2 separate regions of the Homo sapiens genome follow, and region 1 is linked to region 2. A link is a loop called in an ENCODE intact Hi-C map of the cell type or tissue named here. Cell type or tissue: heart right ventricle. All regions are shown on one strand. Links, peaks and the distances in the headings refer to the core of each region. The heading gives the core; the rest is flanking DNA. Region 1 overlaps STARD7 (StAR related lipid transfer domain containing 7). Region 2 holds the start of DUSP2 (dual specificity phosphatase 2).

Region 1 (4,382 bases), core at 74-4,073, 51 kb before region 2:
TTTTTTTTTTTTGAGACAGTTTTGTCTTTTCGCCCAGGCTGGAGTGAAGTGGTGCAATCTTGGCTCACTGCAACCTCCACCTCCTGGGTTCAAGCAATTCTCCTGTCTCAGCCTCCCAAGTAGTTGGGATTCCAGGCTCCTGCCATCACACCTGGCTAATTTTTGTATTTTTAGTAGAAATGGGGTTTTGCCATGTTGGCCAGGCTGGGTCTCGAACTCAACCTCAGAGTGATCCACCCACCTTGGCCTCCCGAAGTGCTAGGATTATAGGCATGAGTCACTACGTCCGGCCAGCAGTATTATAATAGCAGTAATATAATATAGTGCTATTATAATAGCACTATAATAAAATAGTGGAAACAAATTTTATTTGATGAATGGATAAACAAAATGCGATCTATCCATACAATGGAATATTATTCAGCTATAAAAAGGAATAAAGTACAGCATGGTTGAACTTGAAAGTATGCTAAGTGAAAGAAGCTCAACACAAAAGCTACATATCATATGATTCCATTTACTTGAAATGTCCAGAATTGGCAACTCCATAGAGACAGAAAGTAGATTAGTGGCTGCCTAGGACTGGGAGGAGGCAGGAATGGGAAGTGACTAATGATAGATAGAGGTTTCTTTTGGGGGTGATAAAAATGTTCTGGAATTAGGGGTGATGGTTGCACAACCTTGTGAATATACTAACAAGTACAGAATTGTACACTGTAAAAGAATGAATCTTATGGTATGTGAATTTATCAATTTAAAAACAAAGGGGAAAAATACATACATACTTATAATAAGACAACCCAATAAAAAACGGACAAAAGATATCAATTGACATTTTAAAACCATAAACCTTCATAGTTAACATTTGAGGGCTACTTACGTGCCAGATAACAAACACTTTATTTTATTTTATTTTTTATTTATTTTAGAGATGGAGTCTCACTCTGTTGCCCAGGCTGGAGTGCAATGGTGCGATCTTGGCTCACTGCACCCTCAGCCTCCTGGGTTCAAGTGATTCTTCTGCCTCAGCCTCCCGAGTAGCTGGGATTACAGGCGTCCACCACCATGCCCAGCTAATTTTTGTATTTTTAGTAGAGATGGAGTTTCACCATGTTTCCCAGGCCGGTCTCGAACTCCTGACCTCAGGTGATCCGCCCACCTCGGCCTCCCAAAGTCTGGGATTACAGGCGTGAGCCGTTGTGCTTGGCTTTATTTTATTTTATTTTATTTTATTTTATTTTATTTTATTTTATTTTATTTTATTTTGAGACGGAGTTTCGCTCTTGTTGCCCAGGCTAGAGTGCAATGGCACGATCTTGGCTCCCTGCAACCTCCGCCTCCCGTGTTCAAGCGATTCTCTTGCCTCAGTCTCCCGAGTAGCTGGGATTACAGGTATGTGCCACCGTGCCCAGCTAATTTTGTATTTTTAGTAGAGACAGGGTTTCTCCACGTTGGTTAGGCTGGTCTCAAACTCCTGACCTCAGGTGATCGCCTGCCTCAGCCTCCCAAAGTATTGGGATTACAGGCGTGAGCCACTGCGCCTAGCCTATTTTATTTTTTAAGAGACAGTGTAGCTGGGCACGGTGGTTTACGCCTGTAATCCCAGAACTTTGGGAGGCCGAGGCGGGCAGATCATGAGGTCAGGAGATTGAGACCGTCCTGGGTAACACGGTGAAACCCTGTCTCTGCTAAAAATACAAAAAATCAGCCGGGCATGATAGCGCGTGCCTGTAGTCCCAGCTACTGGGGAGGCTGAGGCAGGAGAAATACTTGAACCCAGGAGGCGGAAGTTGCAGTGAGCCCAGATCATGGCACTCTATTCTAGCCTGGGTGACAGAGTGAGACTCTGTTTCAAAAAAACAAACAAAAAAAAGAGACAGAGTCTTACTGTATTGCCCAGACTGGAGTACAGTGGCAGAATTGTAGCTCACTACAGCCTCCAACTCCTGGGCTCAAGTGATGTTCCCATCTCAGCCTATAGCTTGGAGTACAGGCATGTGCCACTATGCCTGGCTAATTTTTTAAATTTTTTCTTAGAGGTAGGGTCTCACTGTGTTTCCCAGGTTAGTCTTGAACCTGGCCTCAAGGAGTCCTCCTGCCTTGGCCTCCCAAAGTGCTGGGACTACAGGAGTGAGCCTCTGTGCCTGGCCATAGATATTAAGCACTTGACACTTACTTTTTTTTCGTTGTTTTTTGTTTTTTGTTTTTTTTTTTTTTTTGAGACAAGAGTCTCACTCTGTCGCCCAGGCTAGAGTGCAGTGGCGTGATCTCGGCTTACTGCAACCTCTGCCTCCCAGGTTCAAGTCATTCTCCTGCCTCAGCCTCCTGAGTAGCTGGGATTACAGTTGCGCGCCACCATGCCCGGTTAATTTTTGTGTTTGTAGTAGAGACAGGGTTTCACCATGTTGATCAGGCTGGTTTTGAGCTCCTGACCTCGTGATCCACCCTCTTCTGCCTCCCAGTGTTGAGATTACAGTCGTGAGCCACCACGCCCTGCAGCACTTGACACTTTGTAATCTTTATAGCCAACCTCGAGATAGGTACTATTATTATTTCCATTTTATAGATTTAGAAATAGGAACTGGTTAAATAATAATCTAGTTAGTGAGTGTTGGACTAAGATTCAAACTCAGGAACTCAGTTTTTATTGACTATACTGTGTCCTGTTTATATACTACATACTGTGGTTTACTGTATAACCTTCTTGCACAGACCTTTGTGTGGACACTTCATTTCACAGGGCTGACTAACCACCTCACCATGGCTCTTTTTCCCCTTTACAGATCTATTAATGAGATGAAGCGGTTGGAAGAAATGTCAAATATGTTTCAGAGCTCTGGAGTCCAGCACCACCCTCCAGAACCAAAAGCCCAAACAGAAGGGAATGAAGATTCAGAGGGCAAAGAGCAACGTTGGGAAATGGTGATGGATAAGAAACACTTTAAGCTGTGGCGGCGCCCAATTACAGGCACCCACCTTTACCAGTACCGAGGTGAGCCCAGTGTGGCTATCTTTTGGGTTCCATAGTTGCACAGGTGCATGGGATTTCTGTTCTTCATACTTCTCTAAACTGTTCTGGTTGTTTCTCAGAAAATTTGCCGTAGTTTTTTGTTTATTGTTTTTCTTCTCCCAGATGACAAATGTCTCAGTGTTGTCTTTGCTTACATCCTCTTTGTCTTTCTTTGTTGCTCTACTAAGACTTCTAGTTTCTGAACCTGCCTTTAAGATCTCTTAGTACTTTAGATCTGAAACGCCGCTAGGTGAAAGAAACAAGGCGAGTGACTGGAGTATGGCCAGCATCCCTTATTCTTTCTTTTCATTCTAGTTTTTGGAACCTACACAGATGTGACACCTCGGCAGTTCTTCAATGTTCAGGTGAGTTAATTTTTCTCTCCAGATTTGGAGCCTCCTAGCATATCAATTGCTACTGTCTACATGAATCATTTATCTGACTCAGGTGACATTGGCTTAAGTACATCCATCTATCTACCTGTCATCCACATTGCATAGCATTTAGGTAAACATTTGACTTAGAATTTCTTTATCTGTCCCATGGGGATGAGATCAGTTTTACCCTCCCACAGGACTGTTGGGAATATCAGATAGAGGAATGGATATGAATACTTTAATGTATTTTATGAGGCTTTATTGTTTTTTTCCCCAAACAACTTAAGAGTAAGTTACATACATCATAGTCCTTTACTCCTAAATTCTTCCAGTGTGTATTTCCTAAAACTAGCCATATGCCGTATTTCTTAACTAATCATGATACCATTATTGAAATTAGTAAATTTAACACTGATGGAACACTTTCATGTAGTCCTCTGTTTGTATTTATCAGTTTTATCAGTTGACTCAATGTCCTTTATAGCATTTTCCACTTCAGTACAGATAGGATTATATTTAGTTGTCACATCTGTTTAACCTCAAATCAAGAACATTTCCATAGTGGAGGGTTTTTTTTTTTCTTTCCTCTCCCTGAGACAGGGTCCTGCTGTGTTACCCAGGCTGGAGTACAGTGGTGTGATCATGTCTTGCTGCAGCCTTTGTTTCCTGGACTCAAGTGATCCTCCCACCTCAGCTTCCAGGCCTACAGGCATGCGCCACCACACTTGGCTAATTAAAATTTTTTTTTCTTAGAGACAGGGTCTCCCTATGTCTCCTAGGCTGGTCTTGAACTCCCTGGGCTCTAGTGATCCTCCTGCCTTTGCCTCCCAAAGTGCCGGGATTACAGGTGTGAGTCACTGTGTTGGCCCAATGTTTATTTCATAAAGATGAAGAGTATCTGTTCAAAGACTGCTTTCCTCCTTGTAGGGGAAGATGGTTTAAAAAATGAAACAGGGAGGTGGGATCGCCCAGAGTTCTAGAACAAAATTTTTTTC
Region 2 (4,382 bases), core at 82-4,081:
ACTCCCCGGCAAGGTATACCAGATTCTCCAGAAGGAGGGGAAGAGGCCCAGCCCAGCATGGGAGTTGGGTCTGGAGCCCCTTACACGGCTGAGCTGAATTCACTCCTGAATCAGGGATCCCACCTGGCTGGGGTCCTCCCACAGAGCTGGAAGGCTTTGGCTCCTGGCCCAGCAGCAAGACTGGACCTGATTGTCCTTCTGCACGCTCTGTAATTTGCCCCTGGAATAAGCATTAAGTCATTTGGAGGCCGATGCCAAAGATAAGGGCTCATATCAGCCTTTGGGATCTGTGGCCCAGACTCCCTGGCTCTGTTGTGGGCTTTGCTGCCTCAGCCTCCAGACTGGCCTGCCAGGGACAGCGGGGCCTCAGCCAAGTTGCCCAGACAGTGGAGTAGCCTTAGAGCGTTGGAGCCAGTGTGGAAGAGCCGCTGCACCATGATGTGCTCCCCTTACAGATGGAGACACTGAGAGGGTGACGTGGCCCCAGGGACCTTTGGAGTCCTTGGGGCTTTTCTCCTCTGCATCGGCTCTGACCCCAGCACACACAAGCTCCAGCTCCTTCTCACACATAGTGGAACTGCACAGGTACGATGCTGCCCTGCACACAACCAGGCATACAGCACACTGCTGTGAGGAACTCAGGGCAGACAAGTCCAGAAGGGCTGCGGGCTCTCCACAGGTCCCAGCTGTCACTCTTCAAGACGGTCTGGACACAGGGGTCTGTGGGGGAGCCGGAAGGGTCTTTCAGAGGGCACGGAGGAGGGCCTCAGGAGACTGGGGGCTTGGAGGGTGGGTTCTGAAATCCCACGCAGCTGGGGGCAGGGCGAGGGCAGCTCCAGCGCAGTGACGCTGTCTCCACCCACCTCAACTTCTCTGCTTGAGTTTGGGAGTTCACTGCCAACAATTCTTGTGGCTCAGACACCCCACGCACACCTGGGCCTCACCACATCCGGCAGCAGGGCTGGGGGAGGGCGGAATGGAGGGGATACCCAGGCCCCCAGTCCTCCGGGTGCAGTGCTAGCCCTGGACTTTGCTGCCCGGCGGGGCTGGACAGGGAGGCCTAGGATGGGGGAGGCCAGTTCTGTTCTGCTTCTCCCTCTTCCCCTTGCCAAGGTCTTGAAATCCCCGCAGGCCTGGGGAGGGCCGGGAGCGTCAGCGGACTTCCCTCCAGGGCGGGCTTGTGGCAGGGGGAAGTACTTCTCTCTGGGGCCTGGGGGCTTTCCCTGCACCCAGGAGGAAGAAGCTTTGCCCTACACATAACTGGAAACCAGTCACAGACCCCTGCTTTCCCCATGAAAGGCCCTGGGACCCCCCCTCATTTCCCTTCGGCCCAAGCCCAGGGGCCTGGGCCCCGGGGACTGTGTTCTGGCCTAGCTTGGCCACCAACCTACTGCAAGACCCTGAGTACTGGTCTTATCCAGGCAATGGGGGGTGGGGAGGGGGAGGAGAGAGAAAGTCCCTCTGGCTCAAGGTCTCCAAATAGATGAGAAATAGGACATCTCAGCAGGGACCCCCCCCATCATCCAGTGTAGAAATCACCCGTGGCAGCAGGCATTTGTCAATGTTTGTGGTGACAAATTTCTAAGAGGAAAATTCTGGGAGGGAAAGGGAAAAGGCAGAGGAAGCGTGGGGTTAGGGGGTGGGGTACTCCAAGGGTCATCGTTGGCCCTAAAGGGGGACCTGCATCTGAGAAGCTGGGTTCCCCAGGACTGAGTGGCTTGGGACAGGTCAAAGGGTGGGCGCAAAAACGGAGGGGTGCTAGTCCCTCCGACTCCGGGTAACACCTTCCCTTCCCTTAGTCGCTGGTCCCCGCCTCCTCCCGGTGTGTTGGTCCCCGCGCCCTGCCTTCCCCCTCAACCTCCCCCCCGCCCCGAAGTCTCCAGGTCAGCCCAGACTGCGCCCCACGTGAGGGGCGGGGGCGGGCGCGGGCGCCAGCGCCTTCCTGCTCTGCCCTTGTATGGTGCCCCGGAGGCCGGCCCACGGGTACTTAACCCGGGCCGCCGCGGAGGGCGCCCGGAGTCGACCGCTCGGGCAGCGCCACCGCCACGAGAGCCCGGGACGCGGGAAAGACCGAAAGGAAGAGGAAGAGGCACCGGTGGCCATGGGGCTGGAGGCGGCGCGCGAGCTGGAGTGCGCGGCGCTGGGCACGCTGCTGCGGGATCCGCGGGAGGCGGAACGCACGCTGCTGCTGGACTGCCGCCCCTTCCTGGCCTTCTGCCGGCGCCACGTGCGCGCCGCGCGGCCAGTGCCTTGGAACGCGCTGCTGCGGCGCCGCGCGCGCGGCCCTCCTGCCGCCGTTCTCGCCTGCCTGCTGCCCGACCGCGCGCTGCGGACGCGCCTGGTCCGCGGGGAGCTGGCGCGGGCCGTGGTGCTGGACGAGGGCAGTGCCTCGGTGGCGGAGCTCCGGCCCGACAGCCCGGCTCATGTGCTGCTGGCCGCGCTGCTGCACGAGACCCGCGCGGGGCCCACTGCCGTGTACTTCCTGCGAGGTGAGCAAGCCGGCCGCCCTTGGCCCGCCCCACCCGACTCCAGCCCGGCTTTCCCTGCTGATCGTGCTCTTCCCCTCCTTGCAGGAGGCTTCGACGGCTTCCAGGGCTGCTGTCCCGATCTGTGCTCTGAGGCCCCCGCCCCTGCGCTGCCGCCAACAGGGGACAAAACCAGCCGCTCCGACTCCAGGGCTCCTGTCTACGACCAGGTGAGTATTGACCCCCCTCCCCCGAACCTCCCTCTCTCCCCGCCGCGGACTGGGCGCCTCTAGGGAAAGAGCCTGCCATTTGGGGATGCGAGCAGTTTGCCCATATACACACACTTTTATACGTGTGTGTGTTGGGGGAGGGGGTGGGGCATGGCTGCTCGCGCGTGCCTGTATGGGTCTGTGTATGTTTGCATGTGTATGTTGGGAGCATGAAGGGAAATGTATGTCCCGGTGTGTCCTCCGCACATTCCTGAGACCTGTCTCAGGTCAGGAGGACTGGCTGAGGAGTCCTCTTGTCTCGGCCAGCCCATGGGGTCTCCACCCGCTGCTGCTCCAGCTCTCCGGGGCTGGGCTGGAAAGGCCTCACCGCCCCTCTGTTCCCTCCAGGGTGGCCCTGTGGAGATCTTGCCCTACCTGTTCCTGGGCAGCTGCAGTCACTCGTCAGACCTGCAGGGGCTGCAGGCCTGTGGCATCACAGCCGTCCTCAACGTGTCCGCCAGCTGCCCCAACCACTTTGAGGGCCTTTTCCGCTACAAGAGTATCCCTGTGGAGGACAACCAGATGGTGGAGATCAGTGCCTGGTTCCAGGAGGCCATAGGCTTCATTGGTAAGGGGGCACCTCTGCCCAGAAATCCCGAGGGGCTCCAGAGGAGAGGACTGGGGGCACCTGTCTCCTGGGCTGTGCACATTCCGTCTGACACCACTCCCCCATCTCCCTTGCAGACTGGGTGAAGAACAGCGGAGGCCGGGTGCTGGTGCACTGCCAGGCGGGTATCTCGCGCTCTGCCACCATCTGTCTGGCATACCTCATGCAGAGTCGCCGTGTGCGGCTGGACGAGGCCTTTGACTTCGTTAAGCAGCGCCGGGGGGTCATCTCCCCCAACTTCAGTTTCATGGGGCAGCTGCTGCAGTTTGAGACCCAGGTGCTGTGTCACTGAGGTGGTGCCCCTCTGCCTGCCTGCCCCACTGTGCTGGCAGGAGCTGACTGTGGACTGGTGGGCTCCCCTCTGGGCCAGCACAGTCCCCTCACCTCTGGCAGGGCTGCTACCTCCTCAGAGTTTCAGAAGCCCCCACATGGGGGCTCTAGGAATGCCGGCATGCTGGTCTTTCCGACCTGGTGCTCTTCTGCTGGGGGACTGAGGCTGGCCCTCATTCGGGGTCGGGAACCAAGGGTGTGTCTGCTCTTTCCCTCCCCATCCTCTGGCAGAAATCAGCTAGACGCTATACCGTGGACTCTCCCTGGTCCACCACCATGTTGAAGCCCTTGGCAGCCTGAGAGCTCCAAGGAACAAGCTGTGACAACCAGGAGCCCTGTCTGTGGGTTCGTCTGCCCAGGGCCTGGAGCCCAAGCCCTGTGTTCCTGGGGAAGCTGGGGACTTGGGAAGTGATGGGTGTGTCATGTTGCGTGTGTCTGTCTGTGAGCCTTTCACACCTGTGCTGGCGCTGGAAAATTATTTGTGCTCAGCTGACATTTAACACTCCCTCCCCCGCTTCCTCCTAGCCCTGTGGGCAGGGGTTGGAAACTTAGCACTTTATATTTATACAGAACATTCAGGATATGTCAATAAAATATTGTTATATTTAAAAAACAACAACCCAGCATCTGGTCTCATCTGATACCCGGGAGCCTGCTTGGACCTCACGTTTCCTTGTGCCCTTGGGGTTTGGGAAGTGAATGGGCAGAGGG

What was found. Hi-C counts contacts between places; a loop is a spot of excess contacts. Peaks named below come from ENCODE experiments on the same cell type or tissue, not always from the same donor. Only the 100,000 strongest peaks of a DNase experiment are listed, where the experiment ranks them.
Region 1: a loop joins it to region 2, with 2.1 times the contacts of the local background. A loop is called at or near these places in 24 of 110 quality-filtered maps.

The regions. Positions count from the first base shown.
Region 1 is chr2:96,193,951-96,198,332 of GRCh38, reverse strand. STARD7 (StAR related lipid transfer domain containing 7) reads left to right here. Exons shown (of 8, transcript NM_020151.4): 2 at 2,784-2,992; 3 at 3,326-3,375. Among named protein-coding and RNA genes, the nearest start is that of STARD7-AS1, 12 kb to the left of the region's middle. In heart right ventricle, for the core only: a CTCF peak has its summit at 2,471; no DNase peak of the experiment used is centred there; H3K27ac peaks cover 1,613 bases.
Region 2 is chr2:96,143,074-96,147,455 of GRCh38, reverse strand. It overlaps DUSP2 (dual specificity phosphatase 2), which reads left to right and starts at 2,016. Exons shown (of 4, transcript NM_004418.4): 1 at 2,016-2,489; 2 at 2,574-2,695; 3 at 3,083-3,302; 4 at 3,419-4,287. The coding sequence starts at 2,102. The coding sequence ends at 3,633. RefSeq lists enhancers at 1-46, 457-1,336, 2,133-2,634, 3,037-3,086 and a silencer at 1,647-2,406. In heart right ventricle, for the core only: no CTCF peak of the experiment used is centred there; DNase peaks (open chromatin) are centred at 249, 1,075, 1,905 and 2,230; H3K4me3 peaks cover 2,335 bases; H3K27ac peaks cover 2,461 bases.